Regions from separate parts of the Homo sapiens genome. Here region 1 is linked to region 2. A link is an interaction called in ENCODE POLR2A ChIA-PET data of the cell type or tissue named here. Cell type or tissue: OCI-LY7. All regions are shown on one strand. Links, peaks and the distances in the headings refer to the core of each region. The heading gives the core; the rest is flanking DNA.

The links. ChIA-PET counts read pairs that join two places held together with the same protein. Peaks named below come from ENCODE experiments on the same cell type or tissue, not always from the same donor. Only the 100,000 strongest peaks of a DNase experiment are listed, where the experiment ranks them.
Region 1: POLR2A ChIA-PET joins it to region 2 with 10 read pairs; 1 of 35 experiments calls an interaction of 5 or more read pairs at or near these places.

Annotation. Positions count from the first base shown.
Region 1 is chr22:35,330,202-35,345,886 of GRCh38, forward strand. It overlaps TOM1 (target of myb1 membrane trafficking protein), which reads left to right. Exons shown (of 15, transcript NM_005488.3): 8 at 146-279; 9 at 2,780-2,813; 10 at 3,203-3,296; 11 at 4,127-4,247; 12 at 8,512-8,587; 13 at 15,524-15,583. It overlaps MIR3909 (microRNA 3909), which reads left to right and starts at 5,439; the gene lies at 5,439-5,557. MIR6069 (microRNA 6069) reads right to left here and starts at 6,598; the gene lies at 6,520-6,598. RefSeq lists enhancers at 159-659, 6,614-7,523. In OCI-LY7, for the core only: CTCF peaks have their summits at 7,938 (motif pointing left) and 8,139; a DNase peak (open chromatin) is centred at 7,981.
Region 2 is chr22:35,545,383-35,561,067 of GRCh38, forward strand. RASD2 (RASD family member 2) reads left to right here. Exons shown (of 3, transcript NM_014310.4): 2 at 1,419-1,698; 3 at 6,121-8,617. The coding sequence starts at 1,428. The coding sequence ends at 6,650. Among named protein-coding and RNA genes, the nearest start is that of RASD2, 12 kb to the left of the region's middle. RefSeq lists enhancers at 3,661-4,371, 6,908-7,887. In OCI-LY7, for the core only: no CTCF peak of the experiment used is centred there; a DNase peak (open chromatin) is centred at 7,329; H3K4me3 peaks cover 417 bases; H3K27ac peaks cover 484 bases.

The DNA.
Region 1 (15,685 bases), core at 5,521-10,520, 210 kb before region 2:
TGAACCCAGGACACAGCTTGCAGTGAGCCAAGATCGCACCACTGCACTCCAGCCTGGGCGACAGAGCTCCGTCTCACAAAAAAAAAAAGAGACGGCCTCACTCTGAGTCATGTGACTGTGGTTGCCTCACTTCCTTTCCTGGCAGGAGCTCAACCGCACGTGCCGAGCCATGCAGCAGCGGGTCCTGGAGCTCATCCCTCAGATCGCCAATGAGCAGCTGACAGAGGAGCTGCTCATCGTCAATGACAATCTCAACAATGTGTTCCTGCGCCATGAACGGTAGCCCCAGCACCTCCCCTGGCCTCTGGCCTACTGCCCCAACCCTCTCCCTTCCCTTCCTCCCTGTTCTCCTGGTCTCATGCCATCTGAGCCTTCTCTCGTCCTCCTCTCAAACACAAGGCAGGCTCCTAAGGGCCTGTGCCCTCAGCTGTCTTCTTCCAGGATGTTTATGAGGGCCCCTCCTTCCAGCCGCCCTGTATCTCCTTTCCAGGGTTAGCGCTGCTGCCTGTGCCCAAGTCCAGCCCTGGGAGATGGTCACAGGTCACAGCTGAGAGCACGGCCCTGCAACCAGACTGGCCTGGTGTGTCCTCGCCCACTCCACCACTTCCTGGTTCTGGGGCCTTAGACAAGTGACTTCACTGCTGCAAGCTACACAAAACATTTCTGGCTAACTTAGGCAGAAAAAGAATTTGTTAGGATAATAATCTTTATTAAATGGGTAGCTTTCAGAATCCAGAGAAAAGTGAAACTGATGTCTCCCAACAGAACAAGAAAGATGGATCCCAGGGCAGCTCAGATGTCTCAGGAGCAGAAATTCCTGGACCATCTCCCCAGGGTGCTGCCATCAATAAATACATCAGCTCAAACACTTGTCCACAAACACCTGTCCACCTTTTTTTTTTTTTTTTTTTTGAGGCACGATCTTGCTCTGTCACCCAGGCTGGAGTATAGTGGCATGATCACAGCTCACTGCAGCCTCAACCTCCTGGGCTCAAGCAGTCCTCCCACCTCAGCCTGCCAGGTAGCCGGGACTACAGGCATGCACCACCACACCCAGCTAATTTTCTTTTCTTTTTTTTTTTTTCTTTTTGCAGAGACAGGGGTCTCACTGTGTTGCCCAGGCTAGTCTCAAACTCTTGGCCTCAAGCAGTCCTCCCTCCTTGGCCTCCGAAAGCATTGGTATTACAGGCATGAGCCACCACACCCACCTGCCCACCTTGTATCATTCTGTTCAAGAGTCACATCCCCAAGAGAGACTTGGATTGGCTGAGCTTCATTGTGCCTACCAGCTGGGGTATGGGAGAGGGCCCTTTGATGGCAGCCCCACCGGGATGATGTGAAATGGGGGAGGAGCAGTTCCTCTAAAGAGTACTTAGGTGCTATTACAAAAGAAGGAGAAGGGCTGGGCGCAGTGGCTCACACCTGTAATCCTAGCACTTTGGGAGGCTGAGCCGGGAGGATCACTTGAGGCCAGGAGTTTGCAACCAGCCAGGCCAACATGGTGAAACCCCGTCTCTACTAAAAAATACAAAAAAATTAGCCGGAGGTGGTGGTGGGTGCCTGTAATCCCAGCTTACTTGGGAGGCTGAGGCAGGAGAATTGCTTGAACCCAGGAGGCAGAGGTTGCAATGAGCCGAGATCGCACCACTGCACTCCAGCCTAGGCGACAGAGCAAGACTCCATCTCAAAAAAAAAAAGGAAAGAGAAGGAGAAGGATTGCTGGGTCTGCAGAAATTGTGTGCCCATCACACCTCCTCTGTATCTGTAAAATGAGGCTTGTGGCATAAGTGAGAGTCCATGAAACAGTGTCTGTAAAGCGCTTAGCAGTCCAGGGTGTCTGATAACTGACATGAGTTATTCCAGCCTCCTCCAGCCCCTTGTTCATTTTTTGTGTCTTTCTCCATCAAAAGACACTCACTGATTGATTCTAAATCAGTGGAAAGTGGGGGGTACCCTGCAGGTCACGTCTGCCTAGCTTCTCCTGCTCGTTGGCCCAGTGGAATGAAAGGCCTCTTCCCTGCCATTTTGGGGTATGGGCTGTGAGGTGACTGAGGGGCCCCATCTGGTAGCAGCTGGTACCCTCAGATATCCACAGTCATTAGGCTTAATATCTGACTGTGCTTTCAAGCTCGCAGTCACTTATACCCATGTCCTAATTTGGGCTTCAGCACTTCAGGGAGGCAGGTGCCTACAGATACTAGACAAGCAGACTAAAGTTCAGAAGGAACATAATTTACCCGAGGTCATGTGATAAGTGACAAGGCCACGACTTGAACAGACCCCACACTAAAGTCTTCTCGATCTATCACACCGGCCCCTAAGTAGCTCCATAAAACAAGATTAGAGATACATGTATCTTTCTTACAGCACTGAAGAGAGCACTAACACACACACACACACACACATACACACACACAAATATGTAATTGAAACAAGTTTCATAAGACAGTCCTTACCTTTACTGCGTGCCATGCATTCCTATTTTCTTTGCTGTTCTAACCTATTCCTGTTTATTTGTTTCATGCTACTCATGACTAAGGTTGCCTTATAATTGATCATCCAAATTGGGACACTTTTGCAAGGGAAAGAGGAGCACTGCTAGTTACCCAGGGACAGCAGGCATGAACTGGATCTGTCCAGGGCACACCAGACGTGTCATCACCCTGATCATAACCCACCGTGTTGATGTTGAGACCCACAGTTTGAAAAGCTCTGCCTGGCCGTGTGTGGGGGCCTGTCTCAGTCTGTCTCCATAACTCGTGTCTTTTCTGTCTTGTAGGTTTGAACGGTTCCGAACAGGCCAGACCACCAAGGTAAAAGTCTTCTTTTCTGTGACTAGATCAGGCCCTGTTCATGGGAAGAAGGAGTGCCATTCTCACCTCCCTCCCCTAGTAAACTGGACAGGGTGGTGCTGTCTTATCCAGGCCCATAGAGAAATCCCCTTCTAACTTTTTATGTCCCTGTCCCTTTAAGGTAAATAAGGCTGTGCCACCACCTGATGCCCCAGGGTCTCCCCAACCTCCCAGGGAGTCCAGTTGAGCTGGAGCCAGAGGGGAGGAAGGAAATTCCCTGATGCCCAGTCCTAGCTCCTGGGGCCCTGGTGACAGATCCCTGGGCAAAGCCTGCAAGCCACAGTGCTTGGGGCAGAAAGGAACGAAGCTGCAGACAGCGGGGATGATCAGGGCATCTCCCTTCCCACCAGGCCCCAAGTGAGGCCGAGCCGGCAGCTGACCTGATCGACATGGGCCCTGACCCAGCAGCCACCGGCAACCTCTCATCCCAGCTGGCAGGAATGAGTAAGTGTGGTTTGGAGGGCTCCAGCTGAGGGTACATTATGGTACTGTGGGCACCCCTGCAGATTTTCGGGGTGCCCTTGTTATATACCCACAGCAGAGTGTCAGTCTGGACCCCACCTTGCTGGGGTCCCAGGCTGAATCTTGCTGCAAGGTGGGGCACTCGGGGTCACTGCCCCTGGCAGCCCCACAAGTCCTGAGCCGCCTTGGATCTCAGAAATCCTACCATCCTAGGATTGGCCCTCTACACTGAATTCTCCATGGCTTCAATCATCTGCGTGAGCTTGGGCAAGTTCCTTAAACCTCCTGAGCCTCTCTTTCCTCCTCTTTAACAGGAGTAGGGAGCTCGTGTATGAGAAGCGCTTAGACCATGCCAGGCCCAGGTTGCACTCTGGCTGAGTAGTTGGCCATTGTCACTGTTATCACTGTGATAGGTTTTAATATAATTTACTGTCTGCTTCATGCCAAGCCCTAGGAAATCATTAGCACCCCATTTTGCATCACTAATGCTATACTTTTTGAAAAAATCGACTACCCATCTGATTACTGTCCTCCTGCCCAGCCACTTCCCCAGCAGAATCAATGGATAGCGTTTTGACTGTTCTCTAACGCTCACAGCAGCCCCAAGAGGGGTGAGTAAACTAAAGCTGGGAAGAGGAAGCCGCTTGCCCAAGGCCCCACAGCCAGCAGCAGGTGGCCTGCCTCGCGCATTCCCCCACCCACACGTGCCACTTCCCCAGCACCAAGCCCTGGGTCTGGCAGCAGGTAGCTCAGCAGCAGCTCACACACAAGCTTGTGGATGGGTCTTTCACGTGGCCTTTCTGTCCCTGCAGACCTGGGCTCCAGCAGTGTGAGAGCTGGCCTGCAGTCTCTGGAGGCCTCTGGTCGACTGGAAGATGAGTTTGACATGTTTGCGCTGACACGGGGCAGCTCACTGGCTGACCAACGGAAAGAGTGAGTGGCCTGGCCCTGCCCTGGTCCCCTGCAGTTCGGGTGGCTCTCGGGGTTCTGGAACCCGGTTTTATGGTGGCACACCATGAGGAAGGGCACACGGACCCTGCTTAGTAAGCACGCCCTTAGTATCCCCTAAGTCAGTCCAGCATGGCCTGGGAGCCCTGTGGTCAGTTGACAGACTGCGCTCCCCACAGGCCATGCTGGGTGGGGGAGGGGGAGCCTAATGACCCACTGTATGCCAGAATCTTACATAGTCTGATCAGAGGGGGAAACTGAGGCACAGAGAGGGGCAGGCTCATTTGCCCCAGGTCAAGGAGCTAATATTTGGCAGCACTAGGTTAGGAGCCTAGGGCTGTCTGGTTCCAAAACACAGTGTCTCCACCCCCCGCCCCCCTCCCTGCACTGTGTACCGCATAGTAAGCCCTCCAGGAGCAGGGAAGTTTCCTGATAAATCCTCAGGGACTTTCAAGTCAAGTCTTTTTCTGTTGTTCCATAGCCACCGTTAATTTCCAGAGAAGATTAAGCAGGTTCTGTCAGCCTTGCCCCAGAGCTGGGGCTCTGCCCTTCCCTGTGCACCGTGCATTTTCAGGGGGTACTTTCAGCAGCATAGGCACGTGGCCTGAGTGTGTCCACCAGGGTCTGACCCCTTGCCGGGACCTGCGGGAGAACTGGCCCCGTACAGGCTTGTAAGAGGAACAGTCTGCTTGATGTTTTCTTCAGCCTTTTGCCCACTGTGACCCCCAGGGCTGAGCTGTGGGCAGCCAGGATTCTTATAGCTAAGGAAAGTTCTAGATTATGGGATCTTCCCACTGACCCCACTCAGCTCCTTAGAGGTCATTCTGGTGTCTTTTGGAACTTTGTCAATGGGCCTCCAGAGAGCCCAGGGATAACCTCTCCACACCCACAAATCCAGGTCCAGGCTGTAGCCTGCTAGGTCCTTAGGGCTGCCCTGGCTGTTAGCTGTATCTTTCTTTAGTCTGGGCAGAGTCTGTACTTTTAAGCCCAGGTACCCTGGGACCAGCAGCTGTTGCCATGGAGTTAGGGGTGCTGCCGAGGCTACCCTGCAAAGGCAAGCTAATGAGTGTGATGGGACTTGCAGCCAGACACGCCCATCCACAGAGGCCCCAGCAGGCAACACTGCTGGCCATACTGGAGAACCCTGGCGCCTGCCCTGGTCACCAGCCTGGCTGAGGTATGCTGTTGCGCTGTCCTTCCTCTGGGGAGCAGGCTCCGGGGGACAGGGAAAAGCACACAAGGAACTTGTCCTCTAGGGCCTGCAGTCTCATGGGAGAGTGACATGCACCAGGACCACCGCTGTGAAGGGCTAAGTGCTGTCCTGGAGGGGGCACCAGGCTCTGTGGACACAGAGGAGGGAGCATGCAACTCTGCGGAGGGTACTCAGAGCTGGACCAGGTGCTGGGTGATAGGAAGGCCATTTCAGGCACTAGGAACAGCATGTGCAAAGTCTCAGAGGCAGGGCGGGAGAGAGGTGCCCTGGCTCCCGCACAGCAGCTGGGAAAGATGCTCTTCACACAGGGAAGGGGGCAGGATGCTGAGAGGGTGGTGGGGCCCACTGGGCTACAGAGAGGCAGTTGATTTTATTCTAACATGAGCAGGAGGGAGCACAGGAAGGATCTTTTTTCTTATCAGATTTTCATCTTTGAAACTGCCTTCAGCTGAGCACAGCTGAAATGACATCATGCACCTTCTCAGGCCATTGGTTCTCCTGCAGGCCCTCCCCAGGGCTTGGTTTCCACCCTGGCAGAAAACATCCAGCAAGGTCAGGCGTGGACCTGAGCATCCATTTCGTCTTCCCTTTGTTCTCCTGCCTGGCTGGCCCCCTTAAATGCTTCTGGTGGATCTTCCAGCTCTGGTCACCTGACTGGCCTTTTCTGCCAGCTTGGTGTCCAGCCCGCTCCTCCCTGTACCTGCCTGGCTCCCCACTTCACACCAGCCTGCAACCAGCTCTGCCCTGGCTGGCAGGGAAACCAGCTCCTTATCAGCCGCTGTTTCTGCTCCAGCCTTGACCACAGCTGGCACCGTCACAGCCTTCCTGCAGCCAGTCCTATCCACTCAATGCCAAGGAGTAGCAGGGCTTCTGGGCGAGCCACAGCAGAGACGCCTCGGCTAGGCCTTCACAAAGGCAGGGGTGTCCTTCCCCCGCTTTGTCCGCATCTTCGTCAGTGCTGCTGTACACAGAGGCCTTCTCTACAAGGAGCACTTAGACAAGTGTCACCCCAGTGGCCCAGGTGCAGCCCCTGCCCACCAGCCCCACTGGGACCACCTAAGGAGTGACCCTCCACCCTCCTGCACTGGGCAGGGGGCAGCAGGCCCTAGCCCAGGGGTCACCACCCAGTGCAGGAGGTGCGGGCTTCCTCCAGGGAAGTGCTTGGCCCTCCACCACCACAGGCATGGCCTTCAGGGACAGCTGGGCTTCAGGGCCATGTGTGGGCAGGGGTGGCGAGGAGCTAAGCTTAGGAAGGGCAGATAGTTCTTTTTTTTTTTTTTTTGAGCCGGAGTCTCGCTCTGTCTCTCAGGCTGGAGTGCAGTGGCGCTTGCAGAGTGCAAGCTCCACCTCCTGGGTTCACGCCATTCTCCTGCCTCAGCCTCCCGAGTAGCTGGGGACTACAGGCGCCCACCACCACACCTGGCTAATTTTTTGTATTTTTAGTAGAGACGGGGTTTCACCATGTTAGCCAGCATGGTCTCGATCTCCTGACCTCGTGATCCGCGCGCCTTGGCCTCCCAAAGTGCTGGGATTTCAGCCACTGCACCTGGCCCAGATAGTTGTTTTGAGTGAAGGGAAATCATGGGTTTCTGCGTGTTCTGGGGCTGGGCATGGCTTCTTCAGCCTTGCCCACAATGCGCCAAGCATGTCTTAGAGACAGCAACAAGCACCTCCAGACCCTCAATTAGCAGGCCTTCTCTGGGTCAGAAGTCAGCAACCTGACGCCCCACCTCCCCCGCCACTGGCTTTAAGGTTGGCTCCAGCAGGGCCCTGCCGTAGTCACTGGCCCACTTGCCATGGATGGGAGCCGTGTAACCAGGGAATGCCCCAGCTAGTGGTCACACTCCACCAGCAAACTCTGCCCCTGGTGGGAAGGAACAGACAGCAGCACTCTTCAAAATGACTGCGTGGGAACTGGGGGTCATATTCAAGAAGCCCCTTTCAGTGCCAGCCTACTCCATTCCTCAGAAAGCAAGCTGGTATTGCAAGAGTTAAATGTGATGCAGTCCCAGTTCCTGAAGCCTACAGTTAGACCAGCCCCGCTTCACTAGCGTGTCAGGTGGCCTTGTTCCTAACAGGAATCGCAGGCCTTTCCCTTTGTGACCAGAATTCTGTGGCTTACTTCTTTGCCTCAAAGCTGCACTGAGCCAGTGCTGAAGTCCTGTCTGCCGGCAGTTCAGGGCGAGAATAACAGGGCTCTTTCCCTGCAACAGGGCTGGGTCCCCAACACCTGCCCTGGGCACCCCCACTGCGGCAGCTGGGAAAGACACCATAGCCGCCTCTCCTCCTTAGCCAGCTTCTCCTCTCACTCAGGTTATTCTCTTGCTCCCCAGGAGACTTAACCTCACACACAACATACCCTTCCTTGCCTCTCCTCATCTGCCCAGCAACTGTGGGGTCAGCCTCTGCCGCTCCCAGCCCATCAGCCTTGCGTGCCCTCCCAGTTCCTGCCTCCCCACCCTGCCTAGCTGGCTGGCACCCCCCAGAGGACATTTAGAAGAGCTGTAACCAAGCCACCTCCCATGCTGCTGAGACAAGGTGGGGGCAGAGTCATCTTTGTGCTGGTGAGCCAGTGCAAGACAAGATGGCACCTCACCCAGCAGTTTATAGATGTGTTTTCAGCAGCAGAATGGAATCCCCCATTCAAATACGACCTCATACACAACCACAGTCTATAAAATAGGAAACAAGATCTGCTCAAGAAAGGGTCTGCTGGGAATTCTCCATGAGCCTACGGGCACTGGAGCTATTTATCAGTCTCCTGAGTTTGGCCAATCCTGGTCATAGCCATTGGTGGTCTTGGTCTCAGTCTTTGGCCAGCAACACCCTCCCTAACCTCTCCAGCCTTTGCTGCTGTCTGTCATGTAGGTCACTTGTCAGATCCTAATTTCCAGAGGCAGGAAATGAGACCCTTTTTACCATTTCCAGGCAGGCCTGGAGGATGGGAGCCGTCAATCTGTGCCCCCCAGCCCGCTCCGTTCTTGCATCAGCCATCGGTAAGGGCAGCATCCAATGGCTTGGTGGTCTCTCTTTCAGGGTAAAATACGAAGCCCCCCAAGCAACAGACGGCCTGGCTGGAGCCCTGGACGCCCGGCAGCAGAGCACTGGCGCGGTAAGCAGAGGGGCCATCCTGCCACCCTGGGGCCCTCCTGAAGGAGGTGAGGGAATGCTCACCCACTGGGTGCCGTTGTGGGCCAAGCACTGGCCCAGCACGTCCACAGGCCCTTCCTCGTTTGGCCGTCAGGTCGGTTCTTTTTGGCTAGTGTGGTTATTCCCAGTTTATAGCTATGGAAACTGCTAGAGAGGCCAGGCCATTTGCCCAAGCCCACAAGCAAGGATTCAGACCTGAGCCTGACTTGAAACTGGAGACCAGGCCGGGCGTGGTGGCTCACACCTGTAATCCCAGCACTTCGGGAGGCTGAGGCGGGTGGATCACCTGAGGTCAGGAGTTCAAGACCAGCCTGGCCAACATGGTGAAACCCCGTATCTACTAAAAATACAAAAATTAGCTGGGCGTGGTGGCACATGCCTGTAATCCCAGCTACTCGGGAGGCTAAAGCAGGAGAATCGCTTGAACCCAGATGGTGGAAGTTGCAGGGAGCAGAGATTGTGCTACTGCACTCCAGCCTAGGTGACAGAGCAAGACTCCATCTCAAAAAAAAAAGAAAGAAACTGGAGACCAGTGGCCCGGGCTTCACATTCCAGCTCTACCAGTTACCAGCTATGTGTCCTTAAGCAAATGACTGGCCTTTCTGACCCTCAGTCTCTTTATCTGTACATTGGGGCTTATCCTAGCACCTATACTTGTTTATAATAGAAGTGTGAGAGGATATATTTAGGGAGCTTTACATGGAGTTAGAGCCCGTTCAATAGTATTCCTCTCTGCCTCTCTAGAGACTTTTAATCTGCAGGAGTGTGGGCAGAGAGGAATAAAAGAGCGGACCCTGGCCAGGCGCAGTGGCTCACGCCTGTAATCCCAGCACTTTGGGAGGCCGAGGCGGGCGGATCACGAGGTCAGGAGATCGAGACCATCCCGGCTAAAACGGTGAAACCCCGTCTCTACTAAAAATACAAAAAATTAGCCGGGCGTGGTGGCGGGCGCCTGTAGTCCCAGCTACTTGGGAGGCTGAGGCAGGAGAATGGCGTGAACCCAGGAGGCGGAGCTTGCAGTGAGCCGAGATCCCGCCACTGCACTCCAACCTGGGCGACAGAGCGAGACTCCGTCTCAAAAAAAAAAAAAAGAGCGGACCCTAAAGCAGCGGGGAGAAATGCGAGGGTGCTCTTTGAATTCCGTTTAGTTCCTTGACTGTGTGTTGAGTGACAGCCACTTGTCCAGCACCGAGCACATTTTGTGGGTGACCCCCACACGCTTTGGCAAGACCTCCAAGCACCATTCTCTCATGCATGTCAACGTGTATCTGGATGCTTTTCAGGCAGTGTGAGAATTTCTGCTCCAGCAAGTGAGCAGACAGAGCAGGTCCCATGGGAGACAGTTAGAAACAGCCGGACCTGGGAGTCCAGGGAGTCCGGGGGAGTGAGGGTGGTGGACCTGGGGCCGAGGAGGCTAGAGGAGGCTCAAGGCAGCATGGGGACTTCTGAGGCTAGCATGGGGTTGGGGGTAGGAAGTGAAGCTCTATGGGTATATAGCAGGGACCAGAGGACCTCAGCGCGGCTAGGAGCGCTGCAGATTGCATCCTAAGTGAGGTGGAGGCCGCGGGGAAGTCTTGAGCACAGGAGGGACTTGACTTCCAATCTGAAAGATCAGGATGGAGCTAGGAAAGCAGGGAGGGCCGGGCACAGTGGCTCACACCTGGAATCCCAGCACTTTAGGAGGCCGAGGTGGGCAGATCACTTGAGGTCAGGAGTTCAAGACCAACCTGGGCAACATGGGGAAACCCCATCTCTACAAAATATTTAAAAATTATCCGGGCATGGTGGCGCACACCTTTAGTCCCAGCTACTCAGGAGGCTGAGGTGGGAGGATCGCTTGAGCACAGGAGGTGGAGGTTGTGGTGAGCTGAGATTGCACTACGACACTCCAGCCTGGGCAATGGAGTAAGACCCTGTCTCAAGAAAAGAAGGAAAGCAGGGAGGGACGAGTTGTGGAAACCGTCCAGGCCAGTCCACTGTGGGCAAAGTCTTCGTGACCCCCAAGGGCACTCTCTCCGCTCCTGGGTCTCCCAGCATCTCAGGAGCCATTCCCAAGTCAGAACAGGGCAAGGTGGAGGACGCTGGGGTGGGCCATCTGGGCCTCTCGTGGACAGAGGTTGACTCTACCACCCAGTGGGCAACAAGAGAATCCAGTACCTCCCATGTGTGGTGTGTGACCTGCCACCAAGCACAGCACATTGCACACCCGTGTCACATCCACCGCACACACCAGTCAGAGACTCCAGTCCTTTTTCGGGTGTAAGCCATCATTTGCTGAGCCTGTGCTCCGGGCCAGGCCTGCACTAAGCACTTTGCATCCCCTCTCTTAGTGAGTCATCACAGAAACCCTTAGGGTATGTTATTATCCCGTTTTACAGATGAGAAAACTGAGTTCCAGGAAGAGCTTAAGTGAAACCACAGGTGTACTGTCCTCGGTATGGTGCCTGGCACACACTACGGTATTACGGCACTTACGCTTCGCAGTACCGCCATGTCCTCATCCCATTTACAGATGAGAAAACTGAGGCTGAGGACAGGGAGATACCCTGCCTAGGGTCTCGTAGGTATTGTTCTGCCTGGCTTCTAAGCCATGCTGGTAACCTTAGAGCTGTGAAAAGCCCTAAGGTGCAAAGGAGAGTGAGTGGAGGTGTGTGTCTCCCTCCTCAGCCTCAGGCTTCCAGTGTGTCGGGATTCATCGGAACCAACACACCGCGAGCCTGCTGTAGGAGCTCCCCTCTCAGGCCACCTGGCCTCTCGTGGTCAGAGGTTGACTCCACCACCCAGTGGGCAGCAATCCCAGCCAATCTGCTCCTGCTGCAGCCCAGAGACAGGGTTCACTTCCCTAGGGGCACACAGCAATTCAGGCGTGACTAAAACTAGAGCCCAGGTGTCCTGGCTCCCACACTACCTTGCAGCCCGCCCACAGGGAGGAAACGCACCACACAACTCCACTGGCAGCAAAGAGAAGCTGATAAACCGGTTATCACTGATTTATCTCCGATAACCTGGGAGATTTAAGCCACTTCTGCCAAATCAGGGTATGATTTCTTAAAACTCTGTGAGCAAATGCCTGCTCCTGGGGTGCTGGAGTTTGGCTGGTGGTAAGGCCTTCACCCACTAAACCGTGAGAACATGATTCCCAAGAGCAGAGTACAAAACAGCATCAAAACCAGGCGCGGTGGCAGGTACCTGTAGTGCCAGCTACTTGGGAGGCTGAAGCGGGAGGATCACTTAAACCCAGGAGTTTGAGGTTATCGTGAGCTATGACTGTACCACTGCACTCCAGCCTGGGCAACATAGTAAGACTGTATCTCAAAAAAAAAGAAACAGAATCAAGTGCCAATTGTGCGCAGCCCAGGTTTGCGCCCTGGGATTCAGAGCAGGACTCACAAGTCGTGTGACGAGGTGGTATTGCATGCTGTGTGCCAGGTTTTAGTTCCTTCACTCCCTGACATGCCTGCTGTGTGCCCTGTGCCATGTGCCAGGCCCCATGCTGGTCTGAGTAGGGTGAACCAGCCAGGCACAGGGTGACGGGCTGGGAGCAGGACTCTCGTCTCCCTCCACTCTGGGGCCCTAGGAAACTGCATGTGTGCCATGGATGAATGTGAGAAGGTTGGATAAACTGATGTTTCTAAAACCTGGGTGCCTGTCAGACCCTACTGGGAGCCCCCAGACCATCTGACAGCCGCCTGCCCTGCTATCCTGGGGTTGCTGAGGCCCAGCCTCTGGGATCCTTGTGGAGAGAGTTGAGAAGCTTTGTTTAGTTTGCTGTCAGCTCTGCCTCAGCCTACCCAGGGCGCTGGCATCCCAGAGCTGTTGTGGCTCACCCCCCGGTGGGTACCACAATACCTGCCTCATCCCTCTACACCAGCCGCCACATCCACCACACACACCTCCACACACCACACCTCCACCCATAGACCTACACACACACCACACACACATCTACACCCACCACACACACCTCCACACACACCTACACTCATACACCTACACAGACACCCCTACACACACACCACACCTACACACTCATGCACCTACACACACCCCTACACACACCACACACACATCTACACCCACCACACACACCTCCACACGTCATACCTCCACTCATACACCTACACACACCCCTACACACACCACACCTACACACTCATACACCTACACACCCCCACACCACACACACATCTACACCCACCACACACACCTCCACACACCACACCTCCACTCATACACCTACACACAGCCCTACACACACCACACCTACACACCCATACACCACACACACCCACACACACCACACACACACATCTACACCCACCACACACACCTCCACACACCACACCTACACACACCACACCTCCACTCATACGCCTACACACACACCCCTACACACACCACACACACATCTACACCCACCACACACACCTCCACACACCTCCACTCATACACCTACACACACAGCCCTACACACCACACCTACACACCCATACACCTACACACCCCCACACACACACCACACACATCTACACCCACCACACACCTCCACACACACCTCCACTCATAAACCTACACACACAGCCCTACACACACCACACACACATATCTACACCCACCACACACACCTACACACACACATTCATACACCTACACACACCCCTACACACATCACACCTACACACTCATACACCTACACACACCACACACACATCTACACCCACCACACACACCTACACACACCACACCTACACTCATACACCTACACACACCCCTACACACACCACACACACATCTACACCCACACCTACACACACCACACCTATACTCATACACCTACACACACCCTTACACACACCACACCTACACACTCATACACCTACACACACACCACACACACATCTACACCCACCACACCTACACACACACCCCTACACCTACACATACACACCTACACACACCACACACCTACACCTACCCACACCTACACCTACACATACACACCTACATTCATACACCTACATACACACCCCTGCATATACCACCCCTACACACTCATACACCTACACACCTGCACACACACCCCTACACACACCACACACATCTACACACACCACCTACACACACCACATACATCTATACCTACACAACCTACACCTACACATACAAACCTACACTCATACACCTACACACACACCTACACTCATACACCTACATACACACCCTTACACACCTACACACACCCCTACACACACACGCCTCCCAAAGTGGCAGCAGGCCTCCTGACCCGAAAGGCGCACCCCTGTTAGAAGCCGCGCCCTCCAGTGGCCCTGGCGCTGCCGTCCCTCCGCCATCAGCGTGACTCTCTCTCACCCAGATGGGAGGCGGCTGCGGGAAAAGCCTCAGTGACTGGATGGTGAGACAAGGCATGGTGAGCAGGGGCCAGGCCCGGCCACCCGGAAAGCTGGGGGTGCTCGCAGGGCTCCTGCCAGGCATGGGCGTGGGGCACCGTGCTGCTCTCCAAGGGAGTGGGACCCAGGAGAAGGCCCAGAGGAGCAAGGAGGGGCAGCTGAGGGTCTTGCGGGACCCCAGGGCTCAGGCTGTTTCCGGGTTGGCCCGGCCAGCCCAGCTTCCGCAGCTCCTCTGTGCCCGGTTCCTGCTCTTGAGTCTCGGGCAAGGACAAGGTAGCCCGTCTGGCAGCTAAGAGGCGATGGGGATAGCGGAGCGGGAGACGGAGCCGGTGTGCACAGCTGGGCACTTGCTGTTGCCACTGCTGCTGGGAAGTCGGCTCCTGCCTTCTCTCTGGGCTCTGCTCCTGCCTGGGGGGTCCTCAGGTGCTGGGTGACAGAGCTTGGAAACCAAACTGGCCTGGTTGGGGAAAGACTCTGTCTGTCTTTTCCAAAGTAGCTCACTAGTAACTAGTGCTATTAGTGCCATTACTGATTAATAGTAAATAGGAACTGGCCTATTGGTTTCTTGAGCATCTCCTCCATGCCAGGCCCTGTGCTAAGCTTTTGACATCCCATTTCATCCTCACAGCCACCTGGACGGTAAGTACTGCTGCTAGCCTCACCCTAAGGACGAGGGAAATCAGGCGCAGAGAAGTTAAGTAACCCACTCAGAGTCACACTGTGTTAAGGGGTGAGCTAGGTCCAGCTCTTTCTCACTCTGAAGTCTGTGCCCATGACCTCCAACTGGAGTCTGCCCCTGCAGAAGCCGTTAGAGAGGAAAGCCTCCAACTCCTGCCCCTGTGTGGGAGCCATCGTGGCACAGCCCATGTCTTTGTGGCCGAAAGTGAAATGTCCCCATCTGTAGCACCGCCCCTCTGGGTCTACCCACCTGGCCTTGTCTGGTTAACTTCGCGCCTCTGCTCTCAGGCCCTGCTATGCCCCCTTCTATCATGAAATCTGCGTCTGCAGAGACACCAGGGGATGGAACCTGGGGACCCCTGGCCCACTAACCATGTCCCCATCCCAGCCTTCACGGCTGGAGAAAATGCCTGGGGTCTGACCCTGGGCTTGGCGTGTCTTTTGTCAGATGCTCCTGAGCACCTGCAGCATAGCCCCTGCCCCAGGCCATTGCCCAAAGCCCCTCCTCCAGCCTAGAATCCTACCCGAAGGGTGTGTCGGAACTGGGGTTCTTCTCTTCAAGGGGAAGGAGCTCCCTCTGACCCCTGGCCCTGCTCCAGCTGCTGGGAGCCTGGTCCCCTGCTTAGTCTCCTGGCTCTGCACCTCCATCACCCACAGCCTGGCACAGCGGGCCCAGTGGTGGGTCCGGGCAGCTAGGCAGCTGAGGCTGGGGTGGGAGGCTGCCCAGGGCCACCCAGCTGCAGGGTGCTGAGCTGGCACGTCTTCCACCTTGTCACCTAGGGCACTGCCTTACCCTCTGCCCTTCCTTCCAGATCCCAGTCACCCAGGCCTGCCTCATGGAGGACATCGAGCAGTGGCTGTCCACTGACGTGGTATGTTGGGGCCCACTCCTCACCCACACAGCAGGAGGACCCGTTGTTCTCACCAAGAAATGACCCATGGGGCCAGGGTAGACTTATATAGCATATAGCACC
Region 2 (15,685 bases), core at 5,114-10,113:
TGGGCACATACAGCCCTTTGTGTGAATTTAAAAACAGTGCCTTTTCCTCTACACAAGATGCCCTTTCGTCTGGGATACAGCCCCCACCTCTGGGATGCAGCCCCCACTTGCCCACCCAGCCATGCGCCTTGTGCAGTATCCAACCTGCACAACCTGTGGCAGCCTGTGGAAGACCTAGGGGATTGATATTTCAGCAGGCCTGTGCCCATTTGCAGTTCAGGGGCTGGAAAGCTCTCCTCTGGAGAGGGGAGGGATTCCTGCAAGGGTGAGGAGATCAGAGAGGCCTTCAGAGAGCAGGTGGCACTTGAGCCAGACCCTGAAACATAAGGGGAAGAGGGTGTTCTGCAGAGGGGTGGCATGAGCAAAGGAGTGGAGGCTGATCTCAGCAGAGCTCAAACTGACGAGGGTGACTGGGGTCAGGGGTTCTGGGGCGGGGATTCTGGTGGGCGCTAAGGTAGGAAAGGAGGGAGGGCTGGGCTGTGAAGAGCCTTTGGGGTGAGCCTGGTGGAGCCTGCGGGTTTGCTTATACAAGAGCTTGGATCCATGTCGGCCTCTTTCATGAGGTCAAGAGGCTCCCATAGAAAGCTCTGGGTTTGCCCCAGAACCATAACCCTTGGAGTTGGGAGGGAAGCTTGAGCCAGCCATGGGTCGTTCCCCATTCCACATCCTCTACTCCGGGCCTCTGGGTCTCCTGGAGGCAAGTAAACACCTAGGGCCTGGGAGGCAAAAATATCCGGGCAGGTCATGGAGCGGAGGGAGCCCGCCAGATGCAGAGCACAGGTCTAAAGGTGGGTCCTCCTGAGGTGGCTGCAGGAGCAACCCCAGGCATTGGGCTTGGAGCATGCGGTGTGGACATAGCCTTCCCTTCTTCCCAGGAGGGCTGAATGGCCACAGAACCACCCCCTGCCCCAGGCTTAAGAAATGCATGCTAGTGCCTTCCCCATGTCTTATCCTAGAATCACAGGCTCCGGGAAAGCCAGATGGATGAACCAGGGAAAGAACGGATTCTCACCATAGATACCATTTTTGAGATTTCACCATGTGCTGAGCCCTTTGCAACAACTCTATGAATTGGGCTCATTTTGCAGATGAGAAAAGTGACTTCTAGAGAGGTTAAGCTACTAGCCCAAGATCAGTAGCTAGAGGCAAGGCAAGGATTCAAATCCCAGGAGTCCGGTGCTTGCATAAATGAAAGGATGAATGAACGGATATTGAGTGAGTGAGTGGATGAAGGAAGGAGTAAAGGAGAGGGCATGAATGAATGAGAGGGTAGAACTCCAAGACCCCTTAGAACCTCGTCTGATGTTCCCATTTTACAGACAGAAAACTGAGTCCTAGACAGAGGCCTAGAGGAGGCCAAGAGGTGGTGGGGCCAGGTCGGGGGGGCCCTGATGCCTGCTTCTCTCGCTTTGTTGCAGCCCCGAGCCATGATGAAGACTTTGTCCAGCGGGAACTGCACGCTCAGTGTGCCCGCCAAAAACTCATACCGCATGGTGGTGCTGGGTGCCTCTCGGGTGGGCAAGAGCTCCATCGTGTCTCGCTTCCTCAATGGCCGCTTTGAGGACCAGTACACACCCACCATCGAGGACTTCCACCGTAAGGTATACAACATCCGCGGCGACATGTACCAGCTCGACATCCTGGATACCTCTGGCAACCACCCCTTCCCCGCCATGCGCAGGCTGTCCATCCTCACAGGTGAGGCCCACTGGTGCCTGGGCTGGGGCGGCAGGGCCAGGGCATGGGTGCGGAGTGTGCTGGGCACTTGGCAGTTTGCATAGACTTGCATAGCCATCGTCTGAGACAGGCGTCATCCCTGCACAATGAGGCTCAGAGAGGTTTTGCCATGTGCTGGAAATAGTGATGAAGTCGGGGGCCCCGATTCCATTCTGTTAGACTCCAGATCGATTACTCATGGCTGTCGGGGCCGCCTTCCAGATCAGGAGCTGATACCAGCATGCCCCAGGGATATTCCTTTCTAGGGAACAGAATGATGCCCTGGCTGCTGCTTTCCTTCTCCGGAAGATGACCCACCAGAGCTCCAGGGCCCAAGGTCAGTCCACGGGGCTCAGGTCTCCCACACCCCAGGCCTTTGCCACCTCCTAGAGAGGTAAGGGCAGGACCCAGGCAGTGATCACCAAAGGGAAGGGGGCTTGGTCATGGTCATAGTGATGGTGATGGCACTAGCTGACACTTATCAGAAGCTATGGGCCTGGCCCTGTTCTTAGAGCTTGGCATGTAGTTTTTTTTGAAACAGAGTCTCGCTCTGTCACCCAGGCTGGAGTGCAGTGGCGCGATCTCGGCTCACTGCAACCTCTGCCTCCCGGGTTCAAGCGATTCTCCTGCCTCAGTCCCCCAAGTAGCTGGGACTACAGGCATGTGCCACCATGCCCGGCTAATTTTTTGTATTTTTACTAGAGACGGGATTTCACCATGTTAGCCAGGATGGTCTCGATCTCCTGACCTCGTGATCTGCCTACCTCAGCCTCCCAAAGTGCTGAGATTACAGGCGTCAGCCACCGCGGCCAGCCAGCATGTAGTTATTTAACCCTCATAGTAAATAGTTATTCATTCCCTTTTTACAAGTGGGGAAACTGAAGCCCAGAGAGGTTAAGTAACTCACTCCAGTGGTAGCACAGCTCGTAAAGGCAGTCTGCTTTTGTGCTTTCAGACAAAGCCATACCACAGCCTCTCAGCCCTGCTGGGAAGGGTGAGGAGGGACAGGGAGGTTGGGGGGAAGAAGGGGTGAGTGGAGCTGAGGGGCTGTGCCCTTGTTTACACTGCATTAGCATGGTAGCTAAGAGGACAAGCCCGGGACCCAGCACCTGGGTGTGAGCCCTGGTTCCGCTGCTTCCTGGCTTTGTACCTCGAGGCAAGGGATTTTATCTCCTTGTGTCTCAGCACTCTCATCTGTAAGACTGCACCACATCAACACTCATCCTAAAGGGACTGTGAGACTTAAATGAATGAATATATGTAAGGCGCTTGGTGAGCAGATAGTAAATGCACAATAAATCCCCAAGTCTTCTGTTGAGTCAGCATTTGCAAGTGGGCCTGCTACGGGTTACACGATCATTTCCCAAGTCACGCCCCTGAAGTTGCTGAGCAGGGATAAGGGAAGGAGTGAGCAGGCAACTCTCTAGGCATCATTCAGATAACCCCCCAACTGAGGTACTTCTATACAGAGAAACCCATGCCACTCCCAGCCCTGCTGCCGCCTTGAGGCCAAGACTGAGGCTGCGGGGTGGCCCCTCCTTGAGTGCTTTCTCTTCCAGGCTGGCTTTTCCGAGCATCTGACCCAGACAGCAGTCAAGTTCTCCGCTCCACCCCGAGTTTTGGAGAAGGGGCATGTAGATAGGAGAGCCCTGGGTCGACCTGTGTTCGAATCCTTGCTGGGCCTCTTGGCTTAAATGTGTGACCAGAGGCACATGCATCCTGTCTGAGTCTCAGCCTCCCCAGCCACACAGTGGGCTTAACCTCATACCCCGCAGGGAGGCTGTGAGGACTGCAAGAAGGCTTGTGGCGGGAGCTTCCAGCACGTGACGGGTATTGCATTGGTGTCAGCTCCCCCAGCCTTGGGGAGGGGACTGGGTACCCGCTGCAATGAATAAGGCTAATGACAGAGGGAAGGAGAGGGGAGATGTAGAGAGGAAGCACATGCATATTTTCAGCATTAATTTTCAGTGACACAAGTAATACCCAAACACACCCTCCTGCAAACGCTACAGATAAAGCTAATGCCCCTTTGACCCATGTCCCCAATCCCAGGCTCCTGCCCCTGCCCCGGAGGTGGCCACCCTGGCAGTCTGGCATGGAGCCTTCCGGGCCTCCGTGACTACACCGGCATTCGTATTTGTATCCCCACAATGGAGAGTATTTTTGTCTGTCTCTTTTTTATGGCGCATATCATTCTGAGCACAGCTGTCTGATGCTTGTTTTTTTTTCACACACCAACCCGTGCCTCATTTTCCAACCTGGTGGAACCTCATTTTTTCAACCTCATTTTCCTGCTGCTCAGGAAATTCTGAAAGCCATTAATTCCACTGCCAGCTCTTCTTCCAGCTGCCAGACGGGCCGATCTCTGATGCTTGGCATCGCAGTCTCGCATTTGAATATGTCAAGGCCACGAGTCCTCAGGGGCCCCGGATTAGCCTAACGGGATGGGGTTTGGCAGCCCAAGCAGGAAGAGTTGCCAAGCTGACGCTGCCTCGCAAGTGCCTTTCAGAAGAGCCCACACTGCAGTTCCCTCCATCACCTCCCATCCATTCAGGCTTCCTTGGTTAACACTGACTGTGTGCCAGGCCCTGGGGAGACCAGGACGAGTGGGTGATGGAACCCTTCTCTGTGCCCGAGCTGTTTGGAGCACACCTTTGATCTGGACACCATTCTGAATGTGCCATGTGCCATTAAATGGGGGTAAATGATGTGCTCTGGGGGTGCAGAGGAAGGTGGCAGCCATTCTGCCAGAAGCTGGAACTGGTTGCTTCTCTTCTCAAGAATTTGGGCCAATTGCTGATTCCTCTGGGCCTCAGTTTCCTCATCTGTGAGACAGGGATCTTGTCACACCACAAGGCTATCAAGAGTTTGAGCAAAAGTGGTTGGACGCAGTGGCTCATGCCTGTAATCCCAGCTCTTTGGGAGGCCGAGGTGGGCAGATCTCTTGAGGTCAGGAGTTCAAGACCAGCCTGGCTAACACAGTGAAACACCGTCTCTACTAAAAAATACAAAAAATTAGCCAGGTGTGGTGATGGGCACCTGTAATCCCAGTTACTCGGGAGGCTGAGGCAGGAGAATCTCTTGAACCCAGGAGGTGGAGGTTGCAGTGAGCTGAGATCTTGCCATTGCATTCCAGGCTGGGCAACAAGAGTGAAACTCTGTCTCAGAAAATAAATAAATAAATAAATAAAAAATAGCTAGGCATGGTGACAGGCGCCTGTAATCCCAGCTGCTCCAGAGGCTGAGGCAGGAGAATCGCTTAAACCCAGGAGGTGGAAGTTGCAGTGAGCCAAGATCACACCACTGCACTCCAGCCTGGGCCACAGAGAAAGACTCCATCTCAAAAAAAAAAAAAAAAAAAAAAAAGTTTAAGCAAAAGTGAGGAAGGTGCTTATTAAAAGCTGGAAATCAGGATGGAGGTACCAGTCCAGACAGCCTCCCCACCACCCCACCGTCTCCACAGCAGCCCCTGTTTCAGATTCACAAGCCTGCCTTGAGTGATGCAGTGAGTTATCCTGGAGGCAGTGTGGGCCTTGGAGGCCAGCACTCACTTTTTCATCCTATGATTTATTTGAGAAGCAGAGAGCACCTACCGGGTGCCAGGCACGAGCTAGGTGAGAACAGAATCAGGTAGAAATCTCAGCCTAGCCACACGGAAGCTGTGTGATCTTGGGCAGGCTGCATACCCTTTCTGAGCCTCAGTTTGCTCACCTGTAATGCAAAGGTAACAAAATCTTGACAGAGGCATAGTGAGGAATCAAGAGAACAACGGGCCTGGAGCATACACCCAGTGCTTAGCCCCCAGTAGGCCCTCACTCTCATCATTACTGACACCTGAGGTCACTGAGCATGTGCCACTGTCCATTCATTATCTTGCATAACTCCCAAAATCATCCTGCAAGGTAATATTTCATCTTCATGAAACAGACAGAGAAACTGAGGTTACAGAGGTTTCGTGATCTGCCCAAGTCTGCTGGCAGCTAAGCGGATGAGGCCAGATGCAAACTAGGCATTGAGCAAGACAGGCAGGACCCCTGCTCTCATAGAAATGATTTTTATTATTATCTGAACACAGTCCACACAAGTGACCTACCCCTCTCCAGCCCTGCAAAGAAATGTGAAGTGAGTTAACTGTATTTGAACCAAGTGGTCCACGTGTTAGCTATGCGACTGTGAACAGGGGCTTCAACCCCCTCAGCCTCAGTTTCCTGTCCTGGAAAATAATCGCAGGGAGAATAATCGCAGCTACCCCGAAGAGTCGCTGTGTAGGTTAAAGCAGTTATGCCGCATAACTGCTTCAGGGCACCTGTGACTCCCAGCTCTTAGGGCTGATGTTCTGTGGCCAGAGGAGGGCAGGGGTTGCAGCTGGCCGGTGAACTCACTACCTGGGCTCTCTCCCTGCAGGGGATGTCTTCATCCTGGTGTTCAGCCTGGATAACCGGGAGTCCTTCGATGAGGTCAAGCGCCTTCAGAAGCAGATCCTGGAGGTCAAGTCCTGCCTGAAGAACAAGACCAAGGAGGCGGCGGAGCTGCCCATGGTCATCTGTGGCAACAAGAACGACCACGGCGAGCTGTGCCGCCAGGTGCCCACCACCGAGGCCGAGCTGCTGGTGTCGGGCGACGAGAACTGCGCCTACTTCGAGGTGTCGGCCAAGAAGAACACCAACGTGGACGAGATGTTCTACGTGCTCTTCAGCATGGCCAAGCTGCCACACGAGATGAGCCCCGCCCTGCATCGCAAGATCTCCGTGCAGTACGGTGACGCCTTCCACCCCAGGCCCTTCTGCATGCGCCGCGTCAAGGAGATGGACGCCTATGGCATGGTCTCGCCCTTCGCCCGCCGCCCCAGCGTCAACAGTGACCTCAAGTACATCAAGGCCAAGGTCCTTCGGGAAGGCCAGGCCCGTGAGAGGGACAAGTGCACCATCCAGTGAGCGAGGGATGCTGGGGCGGGGCTTGGCCAGTGCCTTCAGGGAGGTGGCCCCAGATGCCCACTGTGCGCATCTCCCCACCGAGGCCCCGGCAGCAGTCTTGTTCACAGACCTTAGGCACCAGACTGGAGGCCCCCGGGCGCTGGCCTCCGCACATTCGTCTGCCTTCTCACAGCTTTCCTGAGTCCGCTTGTCCACAGCTCCTTGGTGGTTTCATCTCCTCTGTGGGAGGACACATCTCTGCAGCCTCAAGAGTTAGGCAGAGACTCAAGTTACACCTTCCTCTCCTGGGGTTGGAAGAAATGTTGATGCCAGAGGGGTGAGGATTGCTGCGTCATATGGAGCCTCCTGGGACAAGCCTCAGGATGAAAAGGACACAGAAGGCCAGATGAGAAAGGTCTCCTCTCTCCTGGCATAACACCCAGCTTGGTTTGGGTGGCAGCTGGGAGAACTTCTCTCCCAGCCCTGCAACTCTTACGCTCTGGTTCAGCTGCCTCTGCACCCCCTCCCACCCCCAGCACACACACAAGTTGGCCCCCAGCTGCGCCTGACATTGAGCCAGTGGACTCTGTGTCTGAAGGGGGCGTGGCCACACCTCCTAGACCACGCCCACCACTTAGACCACGCCCACCTCCTGACCGCGTTCCTCAGCCTCCTCTCCTAGGTCCCTCCGCCCGACAGTTGTGCTTTGTTGTGGTTGCAGCTGTTTTCGTGTCATGTATAGTAGTAGAAATGGAAATCATTGTACTGTAAAAGCCTAGTGACTCCCTCCTTGGCCAGGCCCTCACCCAGTTCAGATCCACGGCCTCCACCCGGGACGCCTTCCTCCTCTGCTCCCAAACAGGGTTTCCGTGGCCTGTTTGCAGCTAGACATTGACCTCCGCCATTGAGCTCCACGGTTTACAGACAATTGCACAAGCGTGGGGTGGGCAGGCCAGGACTGCTTTTTTTTAATGCTCCCATTTCACAGAGGATACCACCGAGACTCGGAGGGGACACGATGAGCACCAGGCCCCACCTTTGTCCCCTAGCAAATTCAGGGTACAGCTCCACCTAGAACCAGGCTGCCCTCTACTGTGCTCGTTCCTCAAGCATTTATTAAGCACCTACTGGGTGCTGGGTTCACTGTGTCCTAGGAAACCAAGAGGGTCCCCAGTCCTGGCCTCTGCCCGCCCCTGCTGCCCCACCACCTTCTGCACACACAGCGGTGGGGAGGCGGGGAGGAGCAGCTGGGACCCAGAACTGAGCCTGGGAGGGATCCGACAGAAAAGCTCAGGGCGGGTCTTCTCCTTGTGCCCGGGATTGGGCTATGCTGGGTACCACCATGTACTCAGGCATGGTGGGTTTTGAACCCATAAACCAAAGGCCCTTGTCATCAGCTCTTAACAAGTATATTTTGTATTTTAATCTCTCTAAACATATTGAAGTTTTAGGGCCCTAAGGAACCTTAGTGATCTTCTATTGGGTCTTTCTGAGGTTCAGAGAGGGTAAGTAACTTCCTCCAGGTCACACAGCAAGTCTGTGGGTGGCAGAAGCAAGCTAGCGCTGGGCATTCAGTACATACCACGATGTGCTCCCTCTCTTGATGCTTGGCCCCTGGGGCCTTCAGGGCTTTGGGACATCTTGTCCTCAACCCTCTCCCTAGATCAGTCTGTGAGGGTCCCTGTAGATATTGTGTACACCATGCCCATGTATATACAAGTACACACAGATGTACACACAGATGTACACATGCTCCAGCCCCAGCTCTGCATACCTGCACCTGCACCCCAGCCTTGGCCCCTGCCTGCGTCTGTGCTCAAAGCAGCAGCTCCAACCCTGCCTCTGTCCCCTTCCCCACCCACTGCCTGAGCCTTCTGAGCAGACCAGGTACCTTGGCTGCACCGGTGTGTGGCCCGCTCTCACCCAGGCACAGCCCCGCCACCATGGATCTCCGTGTACACTATCAATAAAAGTGGGTTTGTTACAAAGCCGTGTCCTTGCCCATGTGTATTTTTTGTATTTCCAAGAGGAGGTGTGCCCCTTTCCAGACCAAAGCTGGCCTTTCCCTCCCAAAATGCACCTGCCGTGTGCCCTGGCCCTGAGGGTCAGCACTGAGTCCACCTTCAAGTGTAAGTGTGGGGAGAGGGGGATAAGTCCCCCAGATGGAAGGTGATGCCCTCCTTCAGCCTGGCCCTCCTGGGTCCTCCGGGTGTGTGTACCGAGGTGTCTGTGTCCACAAAGAAGGGGCCCCCGTGGACCATTAGCTCCAGGAGGATCTCCGTGTCTGAGTTCTTTGTGATTCCTGTACAGCAGCAATTTCACCCGCAGGGGACAGTTGGCAATCTCTGGAAACCTTTTCCAAGCCTGGGGCTGGGGCTGCTACTCTCATCTGGTGGGTGGAGGCCAGGGACACCATTCAGTATCCTCCAACGCACAGGATGCCCCTCCACCCCCACCCCACTGAGAATTATCTGGCCTCAAATGCCAAGCGTGGGCAGCCTTACTTAGACTCACCCCAGGGGCTGGGACACGCCCCCACCTGCGTGTGATGGATTTGTTGGACCACATTCTGGACGGAACCCACAGCATGAGCACTCCTGTGAAGTGAGACAGGATGTGGGTGAGGATGGAAAGTGGAGGCTGAGGGAGAAGGTCTGGGCCCTGACCAACACGGAATGTGCCCCCTGGGACTGAGAGGCTTCCCTGGGCAGAGGGAAAGGAGGAAGTCAGTGAGGTAAAATACTCCCTGTGTGTTTTACCCAGCGAGTCTCACGCCATCCTATCACCCAGCCCCGAGGGAAGCCCACTCATGTTCACCCCATCTGAGCATTTAGGCTCAGAGAGCTCAATATCTTGTCCAAGATGGCACAGCTGGTGAAGTGGCAGATCAGAGATTCAACACCAGAGGCTGTCTGATTTCCGTCTGGCTGAAGAAAGATTTTGCATCAGGGAGGTGGAAACCATCTGTGCTTTTGATCAGCAAATGCCACCAGCAGGATCAGGGAGCTAGGCCATAAAGGAGGTCGAGAGACAGGCAGTGTAAGGTTCATTGGGAACCACATTGTCCATTGGGAAGCCACAACCTCTGCACAGACATTCACAAAACAGAGCCAGGCTGTGGTGGAGGCGAGACCACACAAGTCCATAGTGTGGGGAGCTGGAGAACTCCCAGCCTCTACCTACCTGGGGGCCCCGCTCCCAGCCTGTGCATATCTGGGGGCCCGCTCCCAGCCTCTGCATATCTGGGGGCCCTGCTTTCAGCCTCTGCCTACCTGGGGGACCCTGCTTCTAGTCCCTGCCTACCTGGGGGCTCGGCTCCTAACCTCTGCCTACCTGGGGCCTGTCTCCCAGCTTCTGATAATCTAGCAGCCCAGCTCCCCTCCAATCCTTTGCCCACCCCAGCCACAGAAGGTCAGTGTGGGAGGCATGTCCCTCGGACACTTTCTAGATCCTGGTTTTCATACACACAAAGCATGGAGGCGAACACTCCCTTCTGCATCGCCATCAGCGCTGAACCATAACAAGGGCGCTGGTGCACAGAGACAGGCCTCCACGGTGTCCCGCTGGAGCCCAGCCTGCTGCTGCCACTCCCTTTCTCTATGTGGGTCTGGAAATAAGTCTCGTCCCCTCGCAGGCCTCCTTTTCTTCATGAGTAAATGGGAGGCGGGAGGAAGGCATCCGGACCAGATACACACCAACAGCCTCTCGCAGCCCTGATGGTCTCTACTAGAAGGAATTAATATTCCTATTGCATAACTCACAACATTCCAATCATCACCAAACAGAACACGCTCGCCCCAGCCCCAGCTCTAGCCCCACTCTTTGTTCCCTGCATCCCACAGTCCTTGCCCTGGAATGGGGTTGACAGCAACAGGCTGCCACAGAGGAGAAAGACACATGTCTTCTTAGCCCTGGGACAGTGGGTAGGATAAGATTGTAGGAAAATTCCCTTCATGGTGAGACCATTTAGAGCCAAGCCCAGGATAGCCGGCTAATCCCCCGACCCTAGGAAGGGAGCATTGGGAACATGATTTCAAAGAATTCTGCGCTGTGAACTCTAAGTACTTGTTCTGTTCCACCTCCCTGAACCTGTCACTTACTCGAAAGAAAAACTTCAGTCTGCATCACGGTTTGGTGGGGGCTGATGGGAGGCCTGCCAGGGGCTCGGCAGTGAAGGCTGCCGGGAATGGGGGAAGGGAAAAGGAGCTGACCTTTGCGAAGACCTTACTCTGTGCCAAGCACTGTGCTGAGCCTTTTACCTGCGTCCTGTCATTGAATCCTCATGGCAGAGCTAGCTGGAATCCTTTTTTGGATAAGAGAGAATGGAGTTCAGAGAGGTAAAGTCACTTGTCCAAAGTTGCACAGCCAGGAAGGAGCAGAGCTGGATGAGAAACCATGTCTGATTCCAAAGCACATTTTTGTCTCCAGGGCTTTTATAACTGAGCCAGCTGAGAGGTTGCTCTCTAGTGGGAGAGTCCAGTGAGTTGGGGTGCAGTGTCTGGACGTGGTTCAGGGAACTCAGAAAATGGGGTGCTCTTCCGTTCACAATAAAAGGCTGAGCTGCTGTCACAAGAGAGGAACCCAACTTCTTTTTCATGGCAAAGTCACTCTGCTCCACCTGGTCACTCAGGCACCCAGGTTTCTTCCGTCTTCAGGTTCTTCCATCTCTAGGACCTTGTCACCATCTGCACGGTTGAAGCCACTGTAACATTCAGGTTCAGCCGAAGGGATAGGGGAAGAGAGTGTGGAAGAGGTACACCTGCTGTTTTCAGAGCCATGGACTCATCACTTCCACTTTCTAGCAATGGCAAGAGCCCAGCCATGTGACTGTACCTACCTATGAGAAGGCCTGAGAGATGCAGTCCTTTGCTAGGTGGCCCCATGCCCAGCGGTGACTCCACTGTGGAAAGGAGGAGGAGAGATCTGGTTGGCCAGCCTGTTGTCTCCAAACAGCCACCCTAATGCAGTGGGCCAGCCTCGGGACACCACGGGCAGTCTGACTTCAAACAAGCTCCACTTAGCAGATGAAATCAGAAAGCAGCTCTAGGCTCCCAAGGCTGCTTTAAATTGGCTCTGAGCAGGCCGGGTGAGGTGGCTCACGCCTGTAATCCCAGCACTTTGGGAGGCTGAGGCGGGCGGATCACCTGAGGTCGGGAGTTCGAGCCCAGCCCGACCAACATGGAGAAACCTCGTCTCTACTAAAAATACAAAATTAACCAACCATGGTGGCGCATGCCTGTAATCCCAACTACTCGGGAGGCTGAGGCAGGAGAATAGCTTGAACCCGGGAGACGGAGGTTGCAGTGAGCCGAGATCACACCATTGCACTCCAGCCTGGGCAACAACAGCGAAACTCTGTCTCAAAAATAAATAAATAAATAAATAAAAATAATTGGCTCTGAGAACTTATTCACATCCAACCCCCATCCCCAGATGAAAACTTAGACTATCCCATGATTTTTCTCATCTCTCTTGGAAAACAGAATATACCACAGACATTTTAAGTAGTAAGTAGAGTCTCAACTAAAATTCCTTGGCCAGTGTGATCATCAGTTTCCAGTCTTCATTCAAAAGAGTTTCCCTCCCTCGCCCAGCGGTGGTCTATTGCACATAAAAAGCTGGAGACTTGGGAAGAGAAGGGTGGATACTTCACTTTTCTCACTTGCCTTCTCTCTCTTTAGCTACTTCTGGTTCCTCTCTTCTCCATTCTTGGGAGGTGGGTTTGGGGGTGGAGGGAGAAGAGGCTGAGAAGGGGGTGGAGGGAGAAGAGCAGGGAGTTCTTCCTTGCCTAGTTACTACGGCACTTTGGGAAGATGGTGTCACGTTCCAAGCATGGCCAATGTTTAATGATACCATTAAAATCTCAGGGGTTATTTTGGAGATTGTTCCCTGCCATCACTAGGAACCTGTTATCTGCAGAGGCTTCTATGCATCTCTATCTTCCGGGTGTACCTCTTCCACACTCTCTTCCCCTATCCCTTCGGCTGAACCTGAATGTGGCAGTGGCTTCAACTAGGCAGATGGTGACAAGGTCCTAGAGATGAAGGAACCGGAAGACAGAAGAAACCTGGGTTGGTTGCTTAGTCCCTCCGCAGCCCCAAGGAATCTTCTGACGCCTTTTGATTCTCTGTGCAGAGGCTTTTTGCCCCTTTGGGGTGTTCTATCGGACAGGGCCTGAGGCACCCCCATGCCAGCTTCCTCTTGTGGTCAGCCCACATCTGGCGCATATGAAACTCACACCCTCTACCCCAATCAACTCTAAGAGTGTAAGTTGCTCTGAGTTTACTGGGATCTTTAGCATCTAACCCAGCCAGTCTGTCACATGTGAGATTTATCAGGCAGAGGACAGTGGCCCACAGAGCCACTCTGCCCAGGGACACATGTCCAGCTCTCTAGGCTTGAGCTAAGGGCAGTCCCTGTCACAGCATACTGTAGTGCTCAACAGTGATTCTCTTTCCCAGGAAATCTTCTTCCTGCTGACTATTGTATATCTTGAGAAGTACAAGAGTCAAGGAGCTGGTTCTTGGCCAAATGCTTTGAAAATTTTGCTCTTGGTTTGATACCTTACTTTGGAATCTGAGGTCAGCCTTCTTAAAGTGTCAGCCAAAATGAAGAAGCCAGGGTCATCCACCAGATAAAGGGGTCTGGGGAATGGCACTCACAGAGGGACCCCTACCTCATCTAGGAAGAGGAACCCTGAGCAGGAAAGTGAGTTAGAGAGTTCAGGATTGAACCAACCCAGGTATCCTGGGTGCACACCTTAATGCGCCCCTCAGTAAGAGAGGCAGAGCATTTGGCTTGTTCATAACGTAGTCTCTGGTCTGAGGCTGCCTGAGTTCAAATCTCACGTCTGCCATTTGCTCATCTGCTAAAAGGCAAATGACTTTTTGTATTGGTCAGCTATTGCTGCAATAGTGCTGTGTAACAAACCACCCCAAAATTCAGTAGTTCTCAACAACAAGCATTTCTTCTTAGGTTTACAGGTCCCTAGGTCAATTGCAGTTTGAGTGGACTGGGCTGAATATCACCTCAATACTGATCTTGTCTTTATTTAAATTTTTGACATTTTGTTCCTTATGGATTTTTTGCATTAATTTTTATTTTAAAAATATTACATAAGTCTGTGAACCGTGGCTCCCACCTGTAAACCCAGCACTTTGGGAGGCCAAGGCAGGAGGATGGCTTGAGGCCAGGGGTTCAAGACCAGCCTAGGCAACATGGAGAAACCCCATCTCTGCAAAAATCACAAAAATTTAGCCAAGTGTGGTGGCACATGCCTGTGGTCCCAGCTACTTGGGAGGCTGAGATGGGGGAATCACTTGAACTCAGGAGGTTGAGGCTGCAGTGAGCTATGGTCATGCCACTGCACTCCAGCCTGGGCAACAGAGTGAGACCCTGTCTCAAAAAATTGTATCTATCTATCTATCTATCTATCTATCTATCTATATTAATGATAGCACTAAATATCATTAATTTATAATGATAATATATAAATAATAATAATAATTACAATAATATATAAATAGAATTATAATTATAATATAAATTAATATAAATATAATACAATATATAATAAAAATTATAATTATATATAAATATTAACAGTAGCATTATATATATATATATAAAAAACATGAAAATATTATTCACCTTGATTCCTGGGGGTTTTTGTGGGTGAGGGGGCATCTGAAGTATTGTGCTTAAGGTAATTGCCTCCCTTGCCTCACCCTAGTTCTGGCTGTGGCTCCTCCGTATCTTCTCCATGACTCAGCGTCCTCATTTGTAAAATAGGAATAATCACACCACCTCACTGGATGGTTATGAGAACTAAATGACTTATTACTTGTGAAACATTTAGAATGGTGCCTGGCACATCATAAGCACCAGCCATAATGATTTCTGTGTCACTGAGGCTCCTTGCAGGTGCACCTGGGGGTGAGCAGCATTCCCACTGGGGCCCCCACCCTGGTCAGCATGGACTCTTCCATTTCTTCATCCTGGACTCTCAGTGAGGACCACACAAGGTGGACACCAAAGCACTTGGCGATTTGTCACATGGGGTACAGACGTCGGTCATCAGGATCATTTGACACATGTTCAATATCGGGTTTTAAGACACAGCCCCTACATTCTTTGGCGTGCCTCCCATCAAGAGGTGGAGTCTATGCCCCTCCCCTTGATCAGGGCAAGATGCTGATTGCTTTGACCAATGGTGTGCACTGGAGTAATGCTCTGTGACTTCTAGGGCCAGGTCAGAAAAGGTCACACAGCTCTGCCTGGTTTTCTTAGGGTGTTCTGTCACTGTCAGGATGCTCCTGCTAAGAACCCAGCTGCTGTGCTGTGAGAAGCCCATTTCATGAGGAGAGGCCATGTGGGGGTGCTCAGGACACAGTCCCAGCTGCATCCAGCCCGAAGGCCAGGCACGGTGGTGCAGGAGCCTCCAGCCCCAGCCATGGGCATCCTCTAGACAGAGCAGAGCAGAGATTAGCCATTCCTGATGTGCGTGGGCCAAATCCCTGACCACAGAATCTGACAGCAGGATAAAGTGGTTGTTTTATGCTACTAAATTTGGGGTGGTTAAGCAGCAACATAATCAGAACATTCACCAAAGCCTTCTTCATTGTCAGAGTCTCAGGACACAGAAATGATTCAGACAGTCTCTGCTCCACGAAGAACCAAAAGCAGCCCCTGAACTGTCCATTGCAATATAATCTGTCTGTGCTATAATAGGTGCTGTGAAAGCTCGAGGAGGAGCCTCTAACCGAGCCAGGGTGAGGTTCTGGACTGACCTCCCTGGGTGGGGAGATGATGCTGGAGTTGAATATAACAGATAAATAAAGGCTAACCAGAAGAATGAGGGAGGATGTTTCTGAATGGAGTGGGCAAGGGACTAGAGGCAAGACAGTGCCTACTGGAAGTTCAATGTAGCTGGAGCACAGAGGGCAAATGCCTACTGGTCCTGGAAATACTGGAGATATCCAGCTGCCACAGGACTTTTGCACATGCTGTTCTCTGCCTGGACAGTGCTTCCTTTTGGGACCATGCTGGCTTACTTG